Linked DNA regions of Homo sapiens: region 1 is linked to region 2. Evidence: read pairs that join two places in POLR2A ChIA-PET (ENCODE). Cell type or tissue: HepG2. All regions are shown on one strand. Links, peaks and the distances in the headings refer to the core of each region. The heading gives the core; the rest is flanking DNA. Region 1 overlaps EIF3L (eukaryotic translation initiation factor 3 subunit L). Region 2 overlaps TRIOBP (TRIO and F-actin binding protein).

Region 1 (16,061 bases), core at 7,164-12,163, 140 kb after region 2:
AATAGATGGTACAAGAGCCCCTGTGGTGTTTCTGGTGGCCCGGTCAACTGCATTGTGAGGCCCAGAGACAGGAAGTGACTTTGGGTTGTGTTTGACTCCAGATTGGATGTTTTTACCACAGACTACCTCTAATCCTAGAGATTTTTACTTCACTGTGTAGTAAGTAACATTCAGTAATGAACAGAATTCACAGTTTAGTCAAGATGGCTTTGAAAAACAGTGTACGGAATGGTTTAGAATGAGAAGTGGTCATCTCACCCTCACCTTGCCCCATCCAGAGCCAGAGCATTGCCTCGTTTTCAGCATTGTGGACATGGATGATCACTTTGGGCTTATACCACTACTGCATGTTTCTTTTCTTCCTCAACAGTTTCAGTCATTCAGTCAGTACCGCTGTAAGACTGCCAAGAAGTCAGAGGAGGAGATTGACTTTCTTCGTTCCAATCCCAAAATCTGGAATGTTCATAGTGTCCTCAATGTCCTTCATTCCCTGGTAGACAAATCCAACATCAACCGACAGTTGGAGGTATACACAAGCGGAGGTGAGTGCAGCAGGCCGACAGCCGTGGCCTGCGAATTTCCAGCTGCTTGCCATCTGTTCCAAATGAATAGATCACTGCAAGGAGAGCAGATGAGTCACCATGTCTTAGGTGGTGGTCTGTTGACTCTTTGTAGGTGCTTGAGTACAAACAGTAGCAGAGTATTTGTGCTGGGGGCTCTGGGGCTTGGGAGTCCATTGGCCAACAGACTGAACCAGCACATTGAGATTTGCGTTTGTAAACACTTCTGTGTCTCCAGTGCTTTTGTTTAGATAAGCACTTCTCACACGTGTTGGTGTCAGAGCCACTTTACCCTGTTAAAATATTGAGAACCACAAAATGTATCTATTTTAAAAAATTTTTTTCTTTTTTTTTCAGTGAAGAGTGGCATTTTTGCAGATCTCTCTGTCTGGCTGAGATAGCTGGCTTCTCATTTCTGCTTCTGCATTCAATCTGTTGCAATGTGTTCTTTTGTTTGAAGCACATAAAGAAAATCTGGCCCAGGCACTGTGGCTCACACCTGTAATCCCAGCACTTTGGGAGGCTTAGGCAGAAGGATCGCTTGAGTCCAGGAGTTTGAGACCAGCCTGGGCAATATAGTGAGACTTTGTCTCAAAAAAAATGTTTAAATTGACTGAGCATGGTGGGTGGGGTGCCCCTGTAGTCCCAGCTACTCGGGAGGCTGAGGTGGGAGGATTGCTTGAGCCCAGGAAGCAAAGATTGCAGTGAACTGAGATCACACCACTGTACTCTAGCCTGGGCCACAGAGCGAGAACTTGTCTGAAAAAAAAAAAGAAGGAAAATCTGGCTTCACACGGTTATAGGAAGTTTTTTTGTTGTTTGTTTTTGAGACAGGGTGTCGCTGTGTCACCCAGTCTGGTCTTGGACTCCTGGGCTCAAGCAGTCCTGCCTTGGCCTCCCAAAAGTGCCAGGATTATTGGAGAGGATTTTCTTTGATACTACACCATGTAGTAGTATGTATGGGTTGAATATTCCTGACTTGAAAATTTGAAATCTGAAATGCTCCAAAATCTGACTTTTTGAGCACCAACATGACGCCGTAAGTAGAAAATTCTACACCCAACCTCATATGAGCAGTTGCAGTCAGAACTTCGTCTCATGCACAAAAGTATTTAAAAGATTATAATAAAGTTACTTTCAGGCTGTGTGTATAAGACATATATGAAAAATAAATGAATTTTATGTTTAGATTTGGATCCTATCCTTAAGATACTCATTAGGGCCGGGTGCCATGGCTCACGCCTATTATCCTGGCATTTTGGGAGGCTGAGGCGGGCAGATCACCTGAGGTCAGGAGTTCAAGACCATCCTGGCCAACATGGTGAAACCTCATCTCTACTAAAAATACAAAAAATTAGCCGGGCCTGGTGGTGGGCACCTGTAATCCCATCTACTTGGGAGGCTGAGGCAGGAGAATCATTTGAACCAGGGAGGCAGAGGTTGCAGTGAGCCGAGATCGCACCACTGCACTACAGTCTTAGTGACAGAGCGAGACTCTGTCTCGGGGAAAAAAAAAAAAAAAAAAAAGATATCTCATTAGGCATATGCAGATATTAAAAATTGCAAAATCCAAAACACTTCTGATCACAAGCATTTATAGAAGTATACTCACCCTGTACTTCTTTGAAGTAACCAGTGGTAGTTTCATACAGATTAGGTGCAGTGAGGAATCTGAAACTGTATTGGTGAATTTTTCTTTTGTTAACGTTATTCGTCACTTCTGTAATTTGAATGAGTTCCTTACATCCATGTGTGACTTTTTTTTTTTTCCTGAGACAGAATCTGCTCTGTTGCTCAGGCAGAGTGCAATGTCATGATCTCAGTTCACTGCATCCTCTGCCTCCGGGGTTCAAGCGATTCTCCTGTCTCAGCCTCCAGGGATATAGAAAGGAAGGATTACAGGCACACGCCACCACGCCGGGCTGATTTTTGTATTTTTAGTAGAACAGAGTTTGACCATGTTGGCCAGGCTGCTCTTGAACTCCCGAGCTCAAGTGATCTGCCTGCCTCGGCCTCCCAAAGTGCTGGGGTTACATGCATGAGCCACTGCGCCTGGCCATGTGTGATTTCTAAAAAAATATTGGTTCTCTGAGTTATAAAGATCTTCCAAATGTTGACACATTTTATTACATTTTTTTAAAAAGTCAGATTTGTTACTTTTGCCACTGACATCAGGTAAGCATTTATTTGTAAGCTATAGAGCTTGTAGTGGCAGATACAAGTTTTACAAAATTCCATTTTTGCTTAATAGCTTGAATTTTTATTTATTTTGAGATGGGGTCTCACTCTGTCACCCTGGCTGAAGTGCGGTGGCACAATCATGGCTCACTGCATCCTCTACCTGCTGGGCTCAAGTGATCCTCCTACCTCAGCCTCCCAAGTAGCTAGGAACGCAGGTTTGCACCACCATACCTGGCTGATTTTTTTTTCTTTTTTTTTTGGTAGAAACAAGGTCTCACTTTGTTGCCCAGGCCAATCTTGAACTCATGGGATTTCATGTGTGAGCCACTGTGCCCAACCTTTGAACTGTTTTATAGGTAGCAAACACTGTCAGTTATTTTCTTTGAGGTATGACAGGTTTACTTCATTTTTGTGAAAATGTCTGCCCTTTTTTCCTTCTTTTTTTATTTTTATTTTTTTTGAGACAGAGTCTTGCTCTGTAGCCCAGGCTTGAGTGCAGTGGCACAATCTCTGCTCACTGCAACCTCCGCCTCCCAAGTTCAAGCAATTCTCCTGCCTCAGCCTCCCCAATAGCTGGGACTGCAGGTGTGCACCACCACACCCATCTAATTTTTGTATTTTTAGTAGAGACGGGGCTTCACCATGTTGGGCAGGCTGGGCTCAAACTCCTGACCTCAAGTGATACGTCCGCCTCGGCCTCCCAAAATGCTAGGATTACAGGCATGAGCTGCGCTCAGTTGCGTATCAGTTTTTTTTGTTTTTTTTTTTTTGAGGTGGAGTCTCGCTCTGTTGCCCAGGCTGGAGTGCAGTGGCGCAATCTGGGCTCACTGCAAGCTCCGCCTCCCGGGTTCATGCCATTCTCCTGCCTCAGCCTCCCAAGTAGCTGGGCTACAGGCGCCCACCACCATGCCCGGCTAATTTTTTGTATTTTTAGTAGAGACGGGGTTTCACCTAGCCAGGATGGTCTCGATCTCCTGACCTCGTGATCTGCCCACCTCAGCCTCCCAAAGTGCTGGGATTACAGGCGTGAGCCACCGCTCCCGACCTATGTATCAGTTGTTTTTTTCAAGTAAAAATGAAAAAAGAATTTTCTTTCTTTTTTTTGTCTTTTTTTTAGAACAGGGTCTCTCTGTTACCCAGGCCAAAATGCAGTAGCACTTCCATAGATCTCAGTCTCAAAAAACAAACAAACAAACAAAAAACAACTGATACAACAATCTCTGGTTATTCAGATATGGTACCTGGGCTCAAGCACATCCTCCCATCTCGGCCTCTCAAGTTGCTGGGATTAGAGGTCTAAGCCACCAAGCCTGGCTAAGGACTAGTTCTTTTAGTGCAAATGCATGGCAAGAAGCAATGCAGTGACTACTGGTACAATTTTGTGTCGTTGCCTGATTTATGCTTAAGTTGACAGTAATTTTACCCAACATAGTGTTTGCATCATGCAAAATTCAACTCAGTGGGAAGGGCAAGTAACATCTTAGTGTTGTTATTAGGAAAATAGCTTTGACCTCATGTGCTTTCTGAAAGGAGGAGTCTTCGTGGTTGTATTTTACTGATGAGAGGGGCCTTTGCATGTGTTGGGACCAAAAAAAAAATAAGCAAAATGAACTGCCATCCTGTAAGCAAATATTGGTAAATCGAAGATTAGCATAAGATTGGTTTTGCTGTTTCTTGGTATTCCTTTGAAGTTATTCCCCAGTTGTTGAGGGAAGCTTTCAAGGCTGGCAGTAGGTGAGATGCCTACTGAGTAACATTCAGAGGTCAGGTGTGCCTGCCTTTACCTGCCTCCTATCAGTATTCACGGTGTCTGTCTCTTTCAGGTGACCCTGAGAGTGTGGCTGGGGAGTATGGGCGGCACTCCCTCTACAAAATGCTTGGTTACTTCAGCCTGGTCGGGCTTCTCCGCCTGCACTCCCTGTTAGGAGATTACTACCAGGCCATCAAGGTGCTGGAGAACATCGAACTGAACAAGAAGGTGATGCCTATTGCCTCTGGCCCCTCTTGCCAGAGCCAGAATATCTATTTCTAGAGAACCACTCTGATCTCTTAGGACAAATTTCCAGGAGAGGAAAGAGGACTGTTCCCTCAGGCCATTGAAAGTTGAGACTAAAACTGGGCAAACAGCTGTGGTAAAAAGCTAGACCTGGACGATTTTGGTAGTTAACAACAGTTTTTTATTTTGTTTTCAAAATGGAATGATGATGGCAGCTTGCTCTGTCACCAGGCTGGAGTGCAGTGGTGTGATCTCAGCTCATTGCAACCTCCGTCTCCTGGGTTCAAGCGATTCCCCTGCCTCAGCCTCCTGAGTAGCTGGGACTACAGGCATGCGCCACCATGCCCAGCTAATTTTTTTTTTTTTTTTTTTTTTGTATTTTAGTAGAGTTGGGGTTTCACCGTGTTGGCCAAGATGGTCTCGATCTCCTGACCTCGTGATCCGCCTACCTCGGCCTCCCAAAATGCTGGGATTACAGGCGTGAGCCACCATGCCTGGCCCATGGCAGCTCTTTGCTCTTCACATTTTGCTAAAGGATTGAGAAGGCCAGACGCAGTGGCTCACACCTGTAATCCCAGCAGTTTGGGAGGCTGAGGCAGGTGGATTACTTGAGGTCAGGAGTTCGAGACCAGCCTGGCCAACATGGTGAAACCCTGTCTCTGTTGAAAATACAAAAAAAAAAAAAACTAGCTGGGTATGGTGGTGGGCACTTGTAATCCCAGCTACTCAGGAGGCTGAGGTAGGAGAATCACTTGAACCTGGGAGGCAGAGGTTGCAGTGAGCCGAGATCACACCATTGCACTCCAGCCTGGGCAACAGAACAAGACTCTGTCCCAGAAAAAAAAAAAGAATTAAGTAAAGATGTAATTCTAAGATGGTATGTTCATTGATACATGGTTAGCTGTTGTGTTCTTCCTAACCACAGAAAAATATTACAGATAATTTTTATTTGGTGTTTGGCTCATGTGCATGTATGTGTTTCTGTCTTCCCTGTCCAAAAGGACTTAATTGAAAAAGCAAGGAAAAATAACAAAACTGAGATGTATAGCATTTTAGAGCTGAAGGAGATTTTAGGGATTACCTGATCCAGAACCTTCTTGTTTACAGCTAAAAAAATGGATTCCTCAAAACATACAACTTAATTGATGAATAGGAAGATCCGCTCTCAAACTCTGGGACTCCAGAGCTTCCTCTGGATAGTTGAGGGCCTCTGCAGGGAAAACTCTTGGTGTTTCTACCTCTGGTTCTATCTAGGATGAATTGGGACTCATGAATGTTTGTTCTACCTCCTTCTACAGAGTATGTATTCCCGTGTGCCAGAGTGCCAGGTCACCACATACTATTATGTTGGGTTTGCATATTTGATGATGCGTCGTTACCAGGATGCCATCCGGGTCTTCGCCAACATCCTCCTCTACATCCAGAGGACCAAGAGCATGTTCCAGAGGACCACGTACAAGTATGAGATGGTAAGGGGGACTCTGCCTGCCACCAGTGGCCTTTCTAATCAGGGGGATCCTTGGCACCTATGCCAACCATTCTTGGTAAACACCATCCAAAATATTGCACTTTTAAGCCAGGAGTTCAAGACTGTAGAGCGCTCTGTGATTGTGCCTACTAATAGATCACCCAGCTGGAGTGCAGTGACGCAGTCACAGCTCACGTCAGCCTCAACCTCCTGGGATCAGGCGATCATCCTACCTTAGTCTTCCGAATAGCTGGGCTTAAAGGCGCACACAACAACACCGGCTAATTTTTTTTTTTTTTTTTTTTTTTTTTTGAGACGAAGTCTCTGTCACCCAGGCTGGAGTACAGTGGTGCAATCTCAGCTCACTGCAACCTCCGCTTCCTGGGTTCAAGTGATTCTCCAGCCTTAGCCTCCTGAGTAGCTGGGACTACAGACGCGTGCCACCATGTCCAGCTAATTTTTGTATTTTTAGTAGAGATGGGGTTTCACTATTTGGCCAGGCTGGTCTCGAACTCCTGACCTCAGGCGATCCATCCACCTCAGCCTCCCAAAGTGCTGGGATTACAGGCGTGAGCCACCACGCCCAGCCAAAATGAACTTTTAATGGCTAGCATACTCTTAGGAGTTTCTGTTGTGATGCCTGTTACCTCAGATCATTAACATCTTGATGATAAGGACTTGATGATAATATCTTTTGTTTCAGTTATATCCTCCAGCAGTGCCTACATTTATTTATTCAGCATCAGTATGCTGAGTGTTCACTGGGTTCTAAATGTTTTGATATAAGGTGTGGATATTGGTGGGAAGGAGGATGGGTTCAAGAATTGGGAGGAGCTTCCTAGGCAGAGAATATCATGAGCAAAGTGGTTGAGACTTGAAAGTGTGGTGATGCAGCCGCACAATAAACTGTTCTGGCTGGAGGGCAAGTAGGTAGTAGGAATTGGGTTATTAGATTCTGAGAACCTTCATTAACCCAGGTAAAGTATAGTCCTGTGTCATTTGATGCTGCAGATACATTCTGAGAAATGCATCATTTGGTGATTTTGTTGTGTGAACATCATAGAATGTACTTACACAAACCTAGATGGGATAACCTACTACATACCCGGGCTACATGGTATAGCCTATGGCTCCTTGGCTACAAACGTCTAGAACATATTACTGTACTGAATACCATAGGCAGTTGTAACACAAAGGTATTTGTGTATCTAAGATACAGTAAAAATACAGGATTATAATCTTGCAGGATCACCATCCTATATGTGGCCCATGGCCCGTTGTTGACTGAAACGCTGTTGCACGGCACATTACTATTTAGTCTATATTTCTGTCGTCATCAAGGTTGCATCAAAGGTTTTGGGTAACTCGATCCTAACTGTGTAAAAGGATTGACCTGCTAGTGATGTGTGGGACAAACTGGAGAGACTAAGACAGAGGTGCCAGTAAGGAATCCAGAAGATGGCTAAGGAGGATCTGGAGCTAGGATGGAAGTTAGGTAGATCTAGAGGGAGGATTGGAAGAGATGTTGGGGAAGTTCAATGGCTGGTATGAAACAACTGGGTAAGTCAAAGATCTGTGCAGAGAATGGTGAGGCCAGTTGGCAGTGGGGACCTCAGGAAGTCCGTCTCATTTGACCCAGTACCACTCTCCACCCCATCCCCAGATTAACAAGCAGAATGAGCAGATGCATGCGCTGCTGGCCATTGCCCTCACGATGTACCCCATGCGTATTGATGAGAGCATTCACCTCCAGCTGCGGGAGAAATATGGGGACAAGATGTTGCGCATGCAGAAAGGTGACCCACAAGTCTATGAAGAACTTTTCAGTTACTCCTGCCCCAAGTTCCTGTCGCCTGTAGTGCCCAACTATGATAATGTGCACCCCAACTACCACAAAGAGCCCTTCCTGCAGCAGCTGAAGGTGTTTTCTGATGAAGTACAGCAGCAGGCCCAGCTTTCAACCATCCGCAGCTTCCTGAAGCTCTACACCACCATGCCTGTGGCCAAGCTGGCTGGCTTCCTGGACCTCACAGAGCAGGAGTTCCGGATCCAGCTTCTTGTCTTCAAACACAAGATGAAGAACCTCGTGTGGACCAGCGGTATCTCAGCCCTGGATGGTGAATTTCAGTCAGCCTCAGAGGTTGACTTCTACATTGATAAGGTATGCCTGTCCCCTGGGCTTGGGGTCTTGTATTAAGTGTTCAGTATCTTTCATTCACTATTGTGGGCACATGAAGTATATCGGGGAACAAAAAGATTCCTGGCCTTGTGGTGCTGCCACAAGGTGCCAGGTGTGGTGGCTCATGCCAGTAATACTAGTACTTTAGGGGAGGCTGGGGTGGGAGGATCACTCTAGCCCAGGAGTTCAAGACCAGCCTGGGCAACGTAGTGAGACCTTTTCTCTATTAAAAAAAAAAAAAAAAAAACACAAGAGATAAACAATAGATGGTTTTGTTTTGGTTTTTTTTTTGAGATGGAATTTCGCTCTCGTTGCCCAGGCTAGAATGTGATGGCACGATCTCGGCTCACCGCAACCTCCGCCTCCCAGGTTCAAGCCATTCTCCTGCCTCAGCCTCCTGAGTAGCTGGGATTACCGGCATGTGTTACCATGCCCAGCTAATTTTGTATTTTTCGTAGAAATGGGGTTTCTCCATGTTGGTCAGTCTGGTGTCAAACTCCCAACCTCAGGTGATCAGCCAGCCTTGGCCTCCCAAAGTGCTGGGATTACCAACAATAGATGTTATAATTAAACAATAGATGTTATAATTAAACAAACTATGTAGTAAGAAGTTGCCAAGCACTGCAGAGTAAAGGAAGGCAGAGGTGGTGGGAAGCACAGGTTGCAATGTTAAATACGGTGTTCAGACAGGCTTTGTTGAGAAAGTGAAGTTTAAGCTAAGCTAAGACTTGAAGGAGGTGAGGGAGTAGTGTTTTGGTTTTTTTTTTTTTTTTTTTGACAGTCTTGGTCTGTCGCCCAGGCTAGAGTGCAGTGGTGCAATCTCGGCTCCCTGCAACCTCCGCCTCCCAGGTTCAAGCAATTCTCCTGCCTCAGCATCCTGAGTAGCTGGAATTATAAGAGGCCGCCACCACACCTGGCTAATTTTTGTATTTTTAGTAGAGACAGGGTTTTGCCATGTTGGCCAGGCTAGTCTCAAACTCCTGACCTGAAGCGATCCATCTGGTGGAGAGTTCTTAATAGCTCACCAAAGGCTGGACACGGTGGCTCATGCCTGTAATCCCAGCACTTTGGGAGGCCGAGATGGACAGATCATGGGGTCAAGAGATCAAGACCATCCTAGCCAACATGGTGAAACCCCATCTCTACTAAAAATAAATTAGCTGGGCATGGTGGCGCATACCTGTAGTCCCAGCTACCCGGGAGGCTGAGGCAGGAGAATCACTTGAACCCAGGAGGCGGAGGTTGCAGTGAGCTGAGATCGCTGCACTGCACTGTAGCCTGGCAACAGAGCGACACTCCGTCTCAAAAAAAAAAAAAATAGCTCACCAGATATCTGGAGGAAGAGCCTTCCAGGCAGAGGAACAGTTAGAGCAAAGGCCCCGAAGAGGAGTGAGGCCAATAAGTTTAAGGGACAGTTGTAGTATGCCCGAGTAGCCTGAGAAAGGAGGCTGTGAAGATGAGATTGGAGAAAGGGGGATGGTGCTTTGTATACTGTTGGAGTACTTTACAAGTGGGAAGCCATTGTCCTGCTGCCTTCTTTATTTTTTTATTTTTAGTTAGCAATAATCACACCTCACATAACCCTCATTGGCCATACTGCCACTGCACAAAGCTTTTTTTTTTTTTTTGAGATGGAGTGTCATTCTGTCGTCCAGGCTGGAGTGCAGTGGCACGATCTTGGCTCACTGCAACCTCTGCCTCCCGGGTTCATGCGATTCTCTTGCCTCAGCCTCCTGAGTAGCTGGGATTACAGGCTCACACCACCACACCCAGCTAATATTTTGTGTATTTTTAGTAGAGACAGGGTTTCACTATGTTGACCAGACTGGTCTCCAACTCCTGACCTTGTGATCCGCCCGCCTCGGCCTCCCAGAGTGCTAGGATTACAGGCGTGAGCCATCGCGCCCGGTATTATTTTATTTTTATTTTATTTTATTTTATTTTGAGATGTCTCGCTCTGTCGCCTAGGCTGGAGTGCAGTGGCGCGATCTCAGCTCACTGTAAGCTTCACCTCCCAGGTTCACGCCATTCTCCTGCCTCAGCCTCCCGAGTAGCTGGGACTACAGACACCCGCCACCACACCTGGCTAATTTTTTGTATTTTTTAGTAGAGACGGGGTTTCACTGTGTTAGCCAGGATGGTCTCAATCTCCTGACCTCGTGATCCACCCACCTCGGCCTACCAAAGTGCTGAGATTACAGGCGTGAGCCACTGCATCCGGCTCTCTTTTTTGAGACAAGGTCTCACTCTGGTTGCCCAGGCTGGAGTGCAGTGGTGTGATCTCAGCTCACTGCAGCCTCAACTTCCTGGGTTCAGGTGATTGTCCTACCTCATCCTCCCAAGTAGCTGAGATTACAGGCGCACGTCACCACGACTGGCTAATTTTTGGTATTTTTAGTAGAGATGGGGTTTGGCCATGTTGCCCAGCCTGGTCTCGAACTCTGATATGTGCCACTGTTCCCAGCCGATTTTAAGTTTTTACTTTATAGAAACAGGGTCTCACTTTGTTGCCCAGGCTAGTTTCAAGTGATCCTCCTACCTTGGCCTCCCAAAATGCTGGGATTACTGGTGTGAGCCACTGCGCCTGTCCTGTCCTGATGTCTAACATCTTGGATTAGTGCTGCCTGTTTGTGAACTTTATATAATGGAATTACACAGTATGTACTCTTTAAGTCTGGCTTCTTTTGCTCAACGTTATAATTGAGTGAGTCACCGTCCATTGTGTGTAGCAGTGATTCCTTCATGTTTATTGTTCTGTGATAGTCCAGCATCTGCTGTTGTTATTGTACTGCAGTTTATCCATTCTCCCATTGATTAACGTTTGGATGGTTTGTATATTACAAAAAATACAAGTAAGGTTTTTACAGAGTGGCTAGTAATACATTTATATATGCCTATGTATGCCTCAAGTTCTTTCCAGAAGGATACACAAGCAACATAGCAGTAGCTTCCTCTCAGGAGGGGAGGTGGGTTGAAGAACAGTGTTAGTTTTCACTGGCACTTTTAAGTTCAAGCTGGACATTTTAATGTCTGATGAGATTTTCATTTTTATTTATTTATTTAGAGACAGAGTCTCATTGTATCACTCAGGCTGTAGTGCAGTGATGTGATCTTGGCTCACTGCCACCTCCGCCTCCTGGGTTCAAGCAATCCTTCTGTCTCAGCCTCCTGATTAGCTGGGACTACAGGCGCTGATGAGCTGATGAGGTTTTTAAAAGAATTGTTTTCTTTTTTTTTAGACTGAGTCTTGCTCTTGTTGCACAGGCTGGAGTGCAATGGCACAATCTTGGCTCACCGGAACCTCTGCCTCCCGGGTTCAGGCGATTTTCCTGCCTCAGCCTCCCGAGTAGCTGGGATGTACAGGGATGCGCCACCATGCCCAGCTAATTTTGTATTTTTAGTAGAGACAGGGTTTCTCCGTCTTGGTCAGGCTGGTCTCGAACTCCCGCCCTCAGGTGATCTGCCCGCCTCGGCCTCCCAAAGTGCTGGGGTTACAGACATGAGCCACCACACACGGCCGTCAGCCCAGGTTTTCTAAGATCAGCAAATGTCCATAGGGCAGAGGGGGTCTTCTGTGCTTTTCTTAGAATGGTTTCTTTTTTCCCAAAATGTTCTGTTACTATCTTGTCAGCTCTTTGATGCTGTAAGTTTTTTTCTAATATCCTGCATTTTTAATTGTTTTTGAAAGCATTTTGGGCCAGGTACAGTGGCTTATAGCTATAATCCCAATACTCTGGAAGGACGAGGCAGGAGAATTGCTTGAGCCCAGGAGTTCAAGACCAACCTGGGCAACAAACCAAGACCCTGTCTCTACTTTTTAAAAAGAGAAAAAGCATGCTGGGCATGATGGCTCACGCCTGTAATCCCAGCACTTTGGGAGGCCAAGGCGGGTGGATCACCTGAGGTCAGGAGATCAAGACCATCCTGGCCAGTATGGTGAAACCCTGTCTCTACTAAAAATATAAAAATTAGCCAGGCATGGTGGCACATGCCTGTAATCCCAGTAACTTGGGAGGCTGAGACAGGAGACTCACTTGAGCCCAAGAGACAGAGGTTGCAGTGAGCTGAGATCAAGCCACCGCATTCCAGCCTTTGTGACAGAGATGAGACTGCATCTTGAAAAAAAGAGAAAAAGCATTTTGGTCTAAATGTATTGTTGGAAATAGCACTTTTTGAGCAGTTCTTAAAAATACATAATTTTAGGCTGAGTGCAGTGGCTCATACCTGTAATCCTATCACTTTGGGAGGCCAAGGTGGGTAGATCATCAGAGGTCAGGAGTTCAAGACCTGCCTGTGCAACATGGTGAAACCCCGTCTCTACTAAAAATATTTAAAAAATTAGCCGGGCATGGTGGTGCGTTCCTGTAATCCCAGCTACTCGGGAGGCTGAGGCACGAGAATCACCTGAACCTGGGAAGCAGAAGCTGCAGTGAGCCGAGATTGTGCCACTGCACTCCAGCCTGGGCAACAGAGTGAGAGACTGTCTCAAAAAAAGAAAAAAACATAATTTTTATACATAATTTGCATGATAAGCCGGGCGCGTTGGTTCACGCAAGTAATCCCAGCACTTTGGGAGGCCGAGCTAGGCGGAACACGAGGTCAGGAGATCAAGACCGTCCTGGCCAATATGGTGAACCCCATCTCTACTAAAAATACAAAAATTAGCTGGGCGTGGTGGCGGGTGCCTGTAGTCCCAGCTACTTGGGAGGCTGAGGCAGGAGACTTGCTTGAACCTAGGAGGCGGAGGTTGCAGTAAGCCAAGATTGCACCACTGCACTCCAGCCTGGGCAACAGAGCGAGACTCCACTTCAAAAAAATAAAAAAAGGCTGGGCATGGTGGCTCACGCCTGTAATCCCAACACTTTGAGAGGCGAAGGTGGGCGGATCACTTGAGGTCAGGAGATCAAGACCAGCCTGACCAACATGAAGAAACCCCATCTCTACTAAAAATACAAAATTAGCCAGACGTGGCAGCGCATGCCTGTAATCTCAGCTACTCCGGAGGCTGAGGCAGGAGAATTGCTTGAACCCGGGAGGTGGAGGTTGCAGTGAGCCAAGATCGTGCCATTGCACTCCAGCCTGGGCAACAAGAGTGAAACTCCGTCTCAAAAAAAAAAAAAAAAAAAAAACTTGCATGATCCCAGCACTTTGGGAGGCTGAGGCAGGCAGATCACGAGGTCAGGAGATCAAGACCATCCTGGCTAACACGGTGAAACCCTGTCTCTACTAAAAATACAAAAAATTAACCGGGCATGGTGGTGGGCGCCTGTGGTCCCAGCTACTCGGGAGGCTGAGGCAGGAGAATGGTGTGAACCCGGGAGGCGGAGCTTGCAGTAAGCAGAGCTCGCGCCACTGCACTCCAGCCTGGGCGACAGAGCGAGACTCCATCTCAAAAAAAAAAATTGCAGGATATAAACTTCACCATTTTAAAATGTGCAATTTGGCCAGGTGTGATGCTTTACACCTATAATCCCAGCACTTTGGGAGGCCAAGGCTGGCAGATCACTTGAGACCAGGAGTTCAAGACCAGCCTGGCCAACATGGTGAAACCCCATCTGTACTAAAAATACACAAATTAGCTGAGTGTGGGGGCGCATGCCTGTAATACCAGCTACTTGGGAGGCTGAGGCACAAGAATCGCTTTAGCCTAGGAGGTGGAGGTTGCAGTGAGCCAAGATCATGCCACTGCACTCCAGCCTGAGTGACAGAGTGAGACCCTGTCTCCATAAATAAATAGAATGAATGAATGAATGAATGAAGAATTCAGTGGTTATTAGTATGTTCACAGTGTTTTGCAACCATCTCCACTGTCTAATTCCAAAACATTTCTGTCCCCCCAAAAAGAAACTCCCTACCCACTAGCAGTCACTCGCAGTTCCCCAGTTCCCCCTTTCTGCCATCCCCTAGCAAACCCCTAATCTGCTTTGGTCTCTCTGCATTTGACATTTCAGATAAATGGAATCATGTAATATATGGACTTTTGTGTTTGGGTCCTTTCACTGAGCATGTCTTCAAGTTTCATCCATATTATAGCATGTGTCAGTACATTCCTTTTATAGCTGAATAATATCCCATGTATTAATGTACTGCATTTTGTTTATCCATTTGTTGTTGCACATTTGGGGTTTTTGGTTTTTGGGGGTTTTTTGTTCCTTTTTTCACTTTTTGGCTTATGAATAGTGCTGCTGTGAATATTCATCTAGAAGTTATTGTGTGAACATATGTTTTTAATTTTCAGATATATATCTAGTTGTGGAATTTCTAGGTCAGTTTGGGTAGTTTGTTTTTGAAAGTTCATTTTGCTTTAAAATAAATACTCTCATTTCATTTTTATGGCTTCTGGAAGACTTGGTTTTTGCCATAAGTTAGCTAGCCCGATACAAACAGATTTGCCAAAAGTAATAACACGTCAGTAGTGGAAGTTTTCCAGTGTTTTAAATCATGCTTTTATAAATCAAAGAAAACTGAGCCAGGCTTCGTAGCGTGTACTTGTAGTCCCAGCTATGGGAGAGAGTCCCTTATAGCCCCTGCCTTAGGACGCTGAGGCAGGAGGATGGCTTGAGCCCAGGCGTTTGAGGCTGCAGTGACCTAAGATCTTACCACTGCAGTGCAGCCTGGGTAACAAAGTGAGACCCTGCCTCTAAAAATAAATAAATATATAAATAAATAAAAATAAAGAAAACTTTCTCCCTTGCCAGGATCATGTCAAGCCTTTTTTTTTTTTTTTTTTTTTTTTTTTTTTAAGATAGCATCTTAATCCTCCAGTTGTCCAGGCTGGAGTGCAGTGGCAAAATCACAGCTCACTGCAGCCTCAACTCCCGGGGGCTCAGGTGATCCTCCTATCTCAGCTTCTCAAGTAGCTGGGACTACAGGACTGCACCACCACATCTTGCTAATTTTTGTATTTTTTGTAGAGATGGGGTTTTACCATGTTGCCCAGCCTGGTCTCAAATACAAACTCTTGGGCTCGGGTAGTCTGCCCACCTCTGCCTCCCAAAGTGCTGGGATTGCAGGTGTGAGCCACCATGCCTGGCCTAGTTTTTTCTCAATACCTGACATATATACGTTCTTTGGCAATTATAGTAGCCTCCTGCATTCCTCTGTCACCTCTTAATTACCAGCCTAGCTATTCTCAACTAATCTGGGTAGTTTAACAAAACATTTCTCCTAAGAATTGGCTATTTGATTATTATTTAATTGCATGTTTTACTGTTATTCCTCTGTTGCTGGTTCAGGTTTGTCTTTGGCAAAGTGCTTCTTTTTTTTTTCCTTTTTGACTCTTCATTCTTAACTTGAAAGAAATCCTATCAGAGATTTAGAACGTTCTTAGATCTTAACCTAGGGGATATAGAAAATTTTAAAGTAAAATGGTGTTCAAAATATTTTCAGCTAAAAACAAAACTTAAAGATTGGACTAATTTGCAATTTTATCAACAGTGTAGGAGCATAAACTTTTTTTTTTTTTTTTTTTTGAGATGGAGTCTCACTTTGTCACCCAAGCTGGAGTGCAGTGACGCAGTCTCGGCTCACTGCAACCTCTCCCTCCTGGGATTACAGGTGCCCGCCACTACGCCCAGCTAATTTTTAGTAGAGATGGGGTTTCACCATGTTGGTCAGGCTGGTCTTGAATTCCCAACCTCCCAAAGTGCTGGGATTACAGGCGTGAGTCACCATGCC
Region 2 (11,474 bases), core at 5,471-10,470:
GACGTCAAGTGATCCGCCCACCTTGGCCTCCCAAGGTGCTGGGATTACAGGCGTGAACCACGGCACCTGGCCAATACTGCTGTCTTGAGCAGATTTCAGGGAAAGCCTTGAAGCAAGAATCTGGCTCTAAGGGCCCTCTCTTTCAGGGTAATTTGTATCTTTAACCAAACCCAGAGGGCTAGGCCCGCCTCAGTGGAATGGGGTATTGGTGGTGGAGGTTCTGGCACCTGATAGCCCAAGTTGGAATCAGTATCTTTGAGAGGGGTGAGAAGCCAAGAACGGGGGCAGGTCTTTGCAGATCTTTTTCTGGAACTGAGGAAAGCGGGTGAAAGGGAGGAGCTGACCCCGGAGGGGTGGGGCAGAGACCCTGTGTACTTTTTGGCCTGCTTTGATTCAGGCTGCTGTGTGGACACAGCCTTGACTCTCTGGGGGCCTAAGAAAGGCAGAGCTGGCAGCCAGGTCCCCAGAGAGAGAGCCTCACCTACCCCCTCACCTCATCCCCAGGTGACCATGCTCCCTGCCAAACAGGCAGAACTGACCCGGCGGAGCCAAGCAGAGCCCCCTCATCCTTGGAGTCCTGAGAAGAGACCTGAGGGAGATCGGCAGCTCCAGGGGTCCCCGCTGCCCCCCAGGACATCAGCCAGGACCCCTGAGAGGGAGCTGCGGACACAGAGACCTCTGGAGAGTGGCCAAGCAGGCCCAAGACAGCCTCTGGGGGTGTGGCAGAGTCAGGAGGAACCGCCAGGGTCCCAGGGCCCTCATAGACACCTAGAAAGGAGCTGGAGCAGCCAGGAGGGAGGCCTGGGCCCTGGGGGCTGGTGGGGATGTGGAGAGCCCAGCCTGGGGGCAGCCAAAGCCCCGGAGGGAGCATGGGGGGGCACTTCCAGGGAGTACAAGGAGAGCTGGGGGCAGCCAGAGGCCTGGGAGGAGAAGCCCACTCATGAGCTCCCCAGAGAACTAGGAAAGAGAAGCCCACTCACGAGCCCCCCTGAGAACTGGGGAGGCCCCGCAGAGTCCTCACAATCCTGGCACTCTGGGACACCCACTGCTGTGGGCTGGGGGGCAGAGGGAGCGTGTCCATACCCGCGTGGCTCTGAGAGGCGACCCGAGCTTGACTGGAGGGATCTGCTTGGCCTTCTCCGGGCACCAGGAGAGGGGGTCTGGGCCCGTGTCCCCAGCCTGGACTGGGAGGGCCTCTTGGAGCTCCTGCAGGCCAGGCTGCCCCGCAAGGACCCAGCTGGACACAGGGATGACCTGGCCAGGGCTTTAGGGCCAGAGCTGGGTCCCCCAGGCACAAACGATGTCCCTGAGCAGGAGTCACACAGCCAGCCAGAAGGCTGGGCCGAGGCCACCCCAGTCAATGGACACAGCCCCGCACTGCAGTCCCAGAGCCCGGTCCAGCTGCCCAGCCCTGCCTGCACCTCCACCCAGTGGCCAAAGATCAAAGTGACAAGAGGACCAGCGACCGCAACTCTGGCAGGCCTGGAGCAGACGGGCCCCCTGGGGAGCAGGAGCACTGCGAAGGGCCCCAGCTTGCCAGAGCTGCAGGTAAGGAGGTTTCCACCCTCCCAAGGGTAGCCAGAAAGTCAGCCCCACTCAGCCAAGTCTCCTTGGAAAAGCCTCCCCTTGGAGTAGCCTAAGCTCCTGCATCCCCCTCCAGGCTCAGACCTCAGCCTCCCTGCTGACCACAACCCATCCCGATCACCAAACTGGCCCAACAATGATGATGAGCAACACAGTTTTAAGCGTTTATGGGCCAAGCCCTGATCTGAATGTTTGACGTGTGCTTTTCCCATTTAGTCTCCTTAGCAACCAGGTGAGAAATACACTATTTACAGATAAGGAAACTGATGCGCAGGGTGAAGCCACTTGCTGGTGGGGCATGGGCAAAACCCAGGTCTGCTCAGTGCAGACCACACTGAGGCCTCAAGCAAGATGCTCTGGCCAGGGCCTATTCCCCTCCTGGCTCCACCATACCTGGTTTATGTTGTGTCTGGTGGCACACACCTGACCCCACCTGGGACTGTAGCCAGTGTGGGCATGCCCCTTCCCCTGGTGGTACTCAGGTACCTGAGTCCAGGACAGCCTCGCTTACCCTCTCTGGCCCCTACAGCTCCTCTCAGACACAGAGAAGAGGGTGCATCAATGCTCACTGGGTTCAGCTAGCTGCCAAGACAGGCTGCTTAAATGAGGGTCGTGTGCAAAGTGGGCCCAGCGCCGGGCACACAGTAGGTGCTCGCCCTTCCCCTGCTTCACTGGTGCTTTGGTGCTGCCTTGAAGCCCAGAACATTCTTCATCTGAAGATGGTGGGCAGGGAGGGTCTTGGAGGCCAGAATCCTGCACCCTGGCAATAGCTCATTGGGAGGACGGCATGTGGTTTTGAACACCAGCCTCTCTCTCTCTCTGTAAGATGGACCAACCACTTCTCTGACGGGCAGCGCTGGGGTGCCGTGGGGGTTCCTGCTTGTTTCTCCAAAGCCTCCTCATCTCCTAGATGCAAAGTCCAACGCCACCTGCCCCAGGATGAGCAGGGCTTCCAGGCATCAGGGTGCACCCCGTGCTGGGCCCAGGGCCTTGCCATATGTGCCTCAAGTGGATAGGAGGCAGCTGCCACTTGACAGATGGGGAAACTGAGGCTCAGACTCCTTAGGCATTTGCTGGGGGTCACACATGCATAGGTCGTGAGAAATGAGATCAAAGCATCCACTCCAAAGTTTGTGCTTTTATTTTTATTTATTTATTTACTTATTGAGACGGAGTTTCGCTCTTGTTGCCCAGACTGGAGTGCAATTGCACAATCTCAGCTCACTGCAACCTCCGCCCCCCAGGTTCAAGCTATTCTCCTGCCTCAGCCTCCCGAGTAGCTGGGATTACAGGCATGTGCCACCATGCCCGGCTAATTTTGTGTTTTTAGTAGAGATGGGGTTTCTCCATGTTGGTCAGGCTGGTCTTGGACTCCTGACTTCAGGTGATGCATCCACCTTGGCCTCCCAAAGTGCCGGGATTACAGGTGCGAGCCACCATGCCCGGCCTAAGTCTGTGCTTTTAGCCACCACGTCACAAAGCTCCTGAGCCCATGGGAGGACTGGAGAACCCTCTCCCCTGTATTTCCCTGTGGCTTTGATGAGTTGACCCTCCAATCAACTCAATGCGTGGACATCAGAGAAGCAGGGATAAGTCAGCTCGTCCTGCCCTCAGATTGCTGTCAGGCTTGTTAGGAAGGCACACAGACAGCTCAAGGAGGACACGGTGCTGTGTCCCGGGGCATGCTGGGTGCCACAGGCCGGCCAGGTCAAGAAGGAAGTTAGAAAGATTCTTCAGTTTCATGGTGAAGCTCAGGGTTCTCAGGAGGCTAGGAGATGGTGGCTGGGAAGGGATGGGAGCACCATGTACTGAAAGGAATTTCACAGATGACAAAACGAGTAACCACCAGGTCCTGCTGGGGCTCCAGCTGCTCCTCTCTATGAAAATCCTTGGCTTGGCACAGCTGGGTGCAGTGGCTCACATCTGTAATCCCAGCACTTTGGGAGGCTGAGGCAGGCAAATCACGAGCTCAGGAGATCGACACCAGCCTGGCTAACACGGTGGAACCCCGTCTCTACTAAAAATACAAAAAATTAGCCGGGCGTGGTGGCGGGTGCCTGTAGTCCCAGCTACTTGGGAGGCTAAGACAGGAGAATGGTGTGAACCCGGGAGGTGGAAGTTGCAGTGAGCCGAGATCACGCCACTGCACTCCAGCCTGGGTGACAGAGCGAGACTCCATCTCAAAAAAAAAAAAAAAAAAAATCCTTGGCATGGCACTCAAGGCCGGCTTCCCTTCCTTCCACTCCGGATTTGCCTCATTGGTGCTGAGCTGGCTGCAGGGCCTGTGAGCACATATCCCTGCCTTTGCACATGCTCTTCCCTGTTCAGCCACCAAACGCCTGTTCATTGTCGAAGTCTTAGGTCAGGCTCCCTGTCCTGAGAAGCCTTCCCTGAACAGTCACTCCTAGTAATGGTCCCCTTCTGGGCTTGGCAGTTTTGCTTCCATTTGTCCATGCAACATCCATCTAATAGGGTTGTCATTTCCCCATAAGCTCCACACAGGCAGGATCTCTACCTGCTTTATCTCTGTAACTCTAGCTCTGGCCCAGGGCCTGACATAAAGGAGGGGACAGCTCAGTGGATGCATGCAAGATGGAGGACACAGGGGTCAGTGGGTGAACAATGAATGAATGGAGGGTGAATGTGTGAATGGATGATGGATCAATGATGCATGTTGAATGAATAATAGACATCTTTTGGATGGATGACAGATGGGTGATGATGGATGGATAGCTGGGTGATGAATATATGGTGGTGGTGGATATATGATGGATGTTGCTTAGGTGATGGATGGATGAACTTTGGGTGGAATATGAATGGATAGATGTGGCATGGGTGGATGAATGTCAGATGATAGATGTTGGAGATATGGGTAGATGGATGATGGATGGAGAGAGGGATATGTAGGTATTGGGTAAATGGATATGTGATGGATCAATGGAGGGTAGATACATGAATGGGTGATAGACAATGGATGATGGGTACATGAGAGGGTGAGTCATGTGATAGACACTGGATGGTTGGATGGATACATGGATCTACTGATGCTGGACGTTAGATGGGTGTTGCATGGACAGATGATAGAATGGATGGATGAGGTGGACAGATGCATGCATCCTGGAGAATAAGTTGGGCTAAGCTGTGTTCTTTTTTTAATCTCCAGTTCCAACCAGAGGAGCCTGAGGAGTCAGAACCAAGCAGAGGCCAAGACCCCCTGACTGACCAGAAGCAGGCAGACTCGGTAGCTGGGTCATGGGTGTGGGTACATACGGTGGGGAAGGGAGGGGGAAGCAGGTTGGAGATGGGCTTCATTCCTCAGAAGAGCCCTAGAATCAACCAGACCAAAGTTGGCATTGCCATGGGGTCATCTATGTGCATGGTGGGGCCTTAAGAAGAGGGGCTCTGCAGGAGCCACCTTCTGGCTTGGGGACCTGGGTAGGTGGGCGATCCTGGGGTCAGAACCCTAGGCCATGCTTCTCATTTGCTGGGACTGAAAAGGTCAATGTCTTTCCCTGCGCAAATGATGGTTTGGCCCCAGTGGTCTCTGTGGGAAGAGATCCTTCCGGTTTGAAAGGGCCAGGCCAGGCTGAAAGAGCAGGGCTTCCACGAGCAGGAGCCAGAGAGCTGAGGATGTACCCAGTCAGCCAGGCCTGGAGGGTCTCCAGGGTCCTGGAGGCGGGAGAGATATGTGCGGGGGTGGGACCCACGGATGCTGCTCTGAGGCCTGGCTGCAGCTGGTGAGCACAACTCTGCCCGCCCCTCCCCGTGACCTACCAAACAGACTGTTCTCGTCACCCTCAGCCTCCAGAGAGGTGAGATCAGAGTTGAGGGCCGTGGGGCAGTGGGAGGTGGGGGAGGAGGAGACAGACTGTTTGGGGCTGTGTTTTCCGGTCCTGCTCTTCCTCCCGTTGCCTCCTGAAGCCAGGGGTGGCAGGGAGCGTCCATTGGGCAGCATAGCGCCCCCCAAGTAGGGCCCTGCCGTGAGTCAAAGCTGGGGGAATTCTGCCCAAACCCTCACTGTGCAGATGAGGAAATGGAGGCAGGGGAGTCGTCCCAGGTTATACAGTCAGTGGCTAGCTGGACTGGGACTAGAACCCAGGGCCCAGGAACCACCCAGCGCTCTCTCTGCACCTCCACCTGGCACCCATGCTGCCCCCGTCCCTGCCCCGATTTCTTGCGTGGCTTCGAACGGCAGTGCTGTAACTTCGAGCAGTCCAGTCTTCCCATCTGTGGAATGGGCGGGGACAGGGGACACTGGTCGCTAAAGGCGCTGCCAGCCCTCCCAGGGACTCTGACAACTTTGCTCTTCCTCTTTCTGGGTTATTTCTTCATATCCTGGAGCCAGAGTAGTGAACGAGGCGGAAACAGCAATGCCGGGGTGCCCCTCTAGTCTCCATGAAACGGGCCCGGCCCATCAACGTGGAAAATATCTCAACCTACCCCCACCCCTAGGCAGCCTTGACTGGTCAGAACTGATAACCACCTCATTCATGCATTCTTTCACACACACTTAGTGAGCACCTTCTGTATACCCAGGTGTGGGTCACAGGTGAGTCGGAGCGCCATCAAAGAGTTCAGTCTAGTGAGATGGTTGCATGCCTGTGGTCAGGACTGTGATGGGGAATGTGGTAGCAGGGTCGGGGGCACCCCTACCCCCAAAGCCCTCCTGGACCTGTGCTTTGATGCTTCAAGTTCCACTTCCAAAGAGTCTGCAGATTCCAGAGCGAGGACCCTGGGCTCTCTCCTACCTTCCCAGTAACCCATGTGTGGCTTTGGACAAGTGCCTCTGCTTCACAGGGGCCTTGGTTTCCCCAACGAGGATGACTCCAAAGAGGGAGCATTTGGGGGCTCTGCTAGGAATGTGTGTAGAAGTCCACAACTCATTCCCTTTGCTTAAGCTGGGGTCACAAACCTAACGCCCTGAAGGCCAGGCAGGTAACAATGGTGAGAAGGTGGGGGGGCACCGAGGGCACTTGTGTGACTCCTCGGTTCCAGATAGCTGTTGCCATGGGGAAGACGGGCCCAGAGTTTCCACATCTTTCGATATTTCAAGAAACACTGGAGATATGTATTTATATGTGAAATCTCTAACCTAATGTGAAATACTCTGAAAACACTATGTGGGCAGAAACATACCTGTGGTCTGCACCCCCTCCAGCTGGCGCCCGTGGTTTGACTTTAGGGTGATGACGTGCACACCTTCAAAGGTGCTGAGCCCTGGGAGCCTTGTCAGTCCAACACGATGTAGTGTGAACAAGTTAACCAGCTCGTCTCGGCAGTTCTGGGAGGAGAGAAAGATGGGAACCCTGGGGCTCCATGGTGGGGGGCACCACAGAATGGGCAGGGGAGGCTGTAGCCAGGGGTGCCCCCATCCTGCCAAAGGGACCTGGGGCCAACACTGGACCCTGTTTGACAGGCAGACAAGAGGCCAGCAGAGGGCAAGGCTGGGAGCCCGCTCAAGGGCCGACTGGTGACCTCATGGCGGATGCCCGGGGACCGGCCCACGCTGTTCAATCCGTTCCTGCTGTCTCTGGGGGTCCTCAGGTGGCGAAGGGTAGGCTGGCTCCAGTGGGGACTGGAGGGGTGAGGGTGGATAGAGACGGGGATGGGAGGGAGGAGGGGGCTGTTAAGCAAAGGAGAGAGAGTGGGGGCTGAGGAGGAGGCACCTAGGGCCGTCGCATGACAGGAGAGGTGGGAGCAGAGCTCTTAAGCTCATCCTGGTCTCAGCAAGCGAGTGGGTTTCCCACTTCCGGGGCAGGCTTGGGGGCTGCTTTCAGCTTTTGGAGTGAGGGGTGATGGAATAATCTACACAGCTGAAAGCTTCCAATCAGCAGCCTCTCGCCAGCCCTGGGCCAACGGGGAGCCAGGTATGGGGGAAGGGAAGGCGAGCTTATAAGTGGCTCTGGGATTGCAAAGTGTGTCTCAGACCTGGGCCTGAGCCAGTTTCACAAACATCTGGCGTTACGTAACCCATCCCCTGCCCAGAGAGGCCTGGAAACACTCAAGCCTCTGGCTGGGTTTTCCACAAGGGCAGGCAGCTGAGACCCGCTCCCTCCCACCCGCTTCACAGCAGGACAGAAGGGGCCTGGCCATCTCCAGCAGCCACAGGCTGGCTCATGGGGTCTCTTCTCTCTTTGAGAGGCTGACTCTCTTACTCACCGCTGTTGGCTCTGAGTCCAGCACTAGGCTGGGCACCTCAGAGACAGTGTGCCCATTTTACAGATGAAGGGACTGAGGCCCAGGGAGGTGAGCTGACTTGCCTGAGGTCGCACAGCTTGGGGTATAAAGGAGCTGATTTTCCTCATTCTCAGATGAGAGAAGGGTTGTAGCCAAACTTACTGAGCCTCGGTTGCCACATCTGTCTATTAGGAAAAAGTCTGTGGAGACTCAGGGCTGCAGAGAGGGCTCAGGGAGATCAGGATGCATGGAGGTTGCGGGGCTGTTGTCGAAACACTAACTTTCCCATCCACTTCAGAATTTCCTTTTTTTAAAAAATTAAGACGGAGTCTCGCTCTATCGCCCAGGCTGGAGTGCAGTGGCACCATCTCTACTCACTGCAACCTCTGCCTCCCGGGTCCAAGTGATTCTCCTGCCTCAGCCTCCAGAGTAGCTGGAATTATAGGCGTGCGCCACTGCACCCGGCTAATTTTTTGTATTTTTAGTACAGACAGGGTTTCACCATGTTGGCCAGGCTGGTCTTGAACTCCCGACCTCAGGTAATCCGCCCACCTTGACCTCCAAAGTGCTAGGATTATTGGTGTGAGCCACCACGCCAGGCGTTTTTTTTTTTTTTTTTTTAAATTAAGATAGAGTCTCGTTCTACCCCCAGACTGGAGTGCAGTGGCACCATCTCGGCTCACTGCAACCTCTGCCTCCCAGGTTCAAGCGATTCTGCCATCTCAGCCTCCCGAGTATGTGGTACTACAGGCGTGTGCCACCACACCTGGCTAATTTTTATATTTTTAGTAGAGATGGGGTTTCACCACGTTGGCCAGGCTGGTTTCCAACTCCTGACTTCAAGTGATCCGCCCGCCCTGGCCTCCCAAAGTGCTGGGATTACAGGCGTGAGTCACCCAGCTGAGCCCAGAATTTCCTTTCGCTGCTCTTTGTGGTTAAGGCACCGAGGGTGAGCAGGCAAGCATGGTTATCTGAGTAGTGTGGTACCTTTAAGCCATGGGCAGGAATTACCTTGTCTAACTAAAGGTCACCAACACACAGCACGTCTGGCAGGAGGGGGCAGGTAAGTCCTTGGTAGAGCGAAGGAGGAGCGAAGCAGGGAAAGCACTCTGGGGTAATGATGCTGGCTAACCAGCACTTATTGTATGCCTACTACATGCCCAGCTCTGTGTTCACTGCATGGCGCCACCTAATTGCATTTGATCCACACTCCCAGGTGCAGTTAGACGCCTACTGTCCATTTTACAGATGATGAAGTGAAGCTCAGAGAGGGAGGGTCACTTGCTCCAGGTCACACAGGGAGCAAGGGGCAGAACTGAGATTCAGACCCTGCTCTGGCTGACCTCAGAGCCCAGTGCTTCCAACACGCCCCCTACACCACTGCCTTCACATCCTGATCTCTCTGAGCCCTCCTGCAGCTCTGGGAGTCCCCACAGATTTTCCCCATTAGAAAGATGCGGCAACCGAGGCTTGGTGAGGTTGGCTACAGTGGTTCTCTCATGTGGGAGTGAGGGAAATGAAGAGCTAGGGATGGAACTGCCAGCAGGGCCTCCCAGTTACACAGAGCAGATTTAAACTTCTCTTGGGCTGAAGCAGTGAAATTAGCCCAAGGCCAAGAGCCAGAAAGCCTGGAGTCGAGTTCTGGCTTGGCACCTAACTTGTGTGCCCTTCTCTGAGCCTTACCTTATTATTCTCAGTAGAGTAACGGTTTGAGACTGGATAACCTCGAAGTTTGGTAGCTCTGGTCTTTGCCAGTTTAATAACTCACCCCTGGGTCCCTGAGGCTGTGCTGTCTCTGACCTGCCAGGATGAGTTGTGGTTTCTTCATTGGTGCATTCATTCATTCGAGCCGTGCTTACGGAGGATGTGCTGTGGGCTTAGGCCCTAGGCTGGTTTCCAAGATGTAGACAAAAAACATTCCAGCCCTGGCCACTGGAGCCCAGTTAGGTAAGGACACTGACATGTAACTGATGAGAACAGTGTGGTCACCACTTTAGTGGGGAAAGGTACAGATGTAGGGAGCACTGGGCCAGCAGTTCCTAAGTCTGCTGGGGACACTTTGGCTTCCTTTGGTCTGAGACTTCAAGGAAGAAATTTTCCAGGCCAACAAGCATTGGGAGGGGGAAGGGGAGAAAGAGAGAGAGAATGTGTGTGTGTGTGTGTGTGTGTGTGTGTGTGTGTGTGTGTGTGCTGGGTGTGTGTGAGTGTGTGCTGGGTGTGTGTGTGTGTGTGTGCTGGGGTACAGAAGACAGGAAGAGAAGTGTTCCAGGCACAGCAGAGAACCATCAGGGGGTAGAAGGACCTGTCTTATCCTGGGAATTCCTAGTAGTCCAGTGCTGTGTATCTTTTTTTTTTTTTTTTTTTCTGAGATGGAGTCTCGCTCTGTTGCCTAGGCTGGAGTGGAATGCAGTGGTGTGATCTTCACTCACCGCAACCTACGCCTCCCAGGTTCCAGCGATTCTCCTGCCTCAGCCTCCCAAGTAGCTGGGATCACAGCCATGTGCCACCACGCCCGGCTAATTTTTTGTATTTTTACCAGAGACGGGGTTTCACCATGTTGGCCAGCCTAGTCTCGAACTCCTGACCTCAGGTGATCCACCCGCCTCGGCCTCCTAAAGTGCTGAGATTACAGGCATAAACCACCGCGCCCAGCCTCCAGTGCTGTGCATCTCTTTATTTACTTATTGTATTTTGCAAAATTGACCAAAGTATGTGTCTCTCCAGCCTGTCAAATGAGAATCTGGAAGGCCAGGATGACAGGCAGGAGCCAGGTTGTGATGGTTCCTGACTGCCTAGAAGAGGAATGTAGCACTGATCTGTCAGCATTGGTGATGTGTGGAAGAACTTTGAGCAGGGAAGTGGTCTGGTCACTGTGTTGCGGGTACTAGGAGGAGTCGCAGGGGCCAGAAAAGCCTGGAGGAGGCTGGTGCTGTTAGGTGCCCAGGGCACTGGACCAGGACCCTGGTGGTAGGTGAGGTCTCCTGCGTGTTCATTCACTCTCCCAAGGACTGACTGCCTGAGTGAGGTGCAAGGGTAGGGTGAGAAAACTCAGCCCGGGGTGCCAGAAGGCCAGTTTCTAGAGTTAGATGGACTTAACCTTGGCCTCATTCCTCATGGTGGAGAGACTCCTGGCAGCAAATGCTGGGAAAGAACTTCAGCTCCCTGGGCCTCCATTTCTTTATCTGCAAAATGGGAACAGTAATTATAAAAGCAATAATTTTTTTTTTTGAGAGGGAGTCTCGCTCCGTCTCCCAAGGTGGAGTGCAGTGGCACAATCTCTGCTCACTGTAACCTCTGCCTCCCGGGTTCAAGCGATTCTCCTGCCTCAGCCTTTTACATAGCTGGATTACAGGCGCCTGACACCACGCCCGGCTAATTTTTGTATTTTTAGTAGAGACGGGGTTTCACCATGTTGGCCAGTCTGCTCTTGAACTCCTGATCTCAATGATCCACCCACCTCAGCCTCCCAAAGTGTTGGGATTACAGACCTGAACCACCGCGCCCGGCAAGGGCAATAATTTTTGAACCCCAAATCAAGATGACAGAATAATTGAAATGCCAATTATTCCAAGCTTCCCTGCCTCCTTGCCTAAGGATAGCTAATGAGGGATAAAGAGGTTGTCCTAGGTGCCTTACTTGAATTAACACTTAATCCTTCCAGCAACCTCATGAGGTAACAGCATTACCCCATTTTACAGAGAGTGAAATTGAGC

What was found. Peaks named below come from ENCODE experiments on the same cell type or tissue, not always from the same donor. Only the 100,000 strongest peaks of a DNase experiment are listed, where the experiment ranks them.
Region 1: POLR2A ChIA-PET joins it to region 2 with 7 read pairs; 2 of 35 experiments call an interaction of 5 or more read pairs at or near these places.

The regions. Positions count from the first base shown.
Region 1 is chr22:37,869,806-37,885,866 of GRCh38, forward strand. EIF3L (eukaryotic translation initiation factor 3 subunit L) reads left to right here. Exons shown (of 13, transcript NM_016091.4): 8 at 371-542; 9 at 4,565-4,719; 10 at 6,036-6,206; 11 at 7,869-8,366. Among named protein-coding and RNA genes, the nearest start is that of EIF3L, 28 kb to the left of the region's middle. RefSeq lists a silencer at 10,273-10,432. In HepG2, for the core only: no CTCF peak of the experiment used is centred there; no DNase peak of the experiment used is centred there.
Region 2 is chr22:37,733,895-37,745,368 of GRCh38, forward strand. TRIOBP (TRIO and F-actin binding protein) reads left to right here. Exons shown (of 24, transcript NM_001039141.3): 9 at 505-1,548; 10 at 4,748-4,825; 11 at 7,001-7,138. LOC124905115 reads right to left here. Exons shown (of 3, transcript XM_047441691.1): 2 at 6,721-6,865; 3 at 4,714-5,811. The coding sequence ends at 5,651. LOC102724378 (a long non-coding RNA gene) reads right to left here. Exons shown (of 3, transcript NR_160697.1): 3 at 10,416-10,943. Among named protein-coding and RNA genes, the nearest start is that of TRIOBP, 43 kb to the left of the region's middle. RefSeq lists enhancers at 6,751-7,268, 7,269-7,785. In HepG2, for the core only: no CTCF peak of the experiment used is centred there; a DNase peak (open chromatin) is centred at 7,537.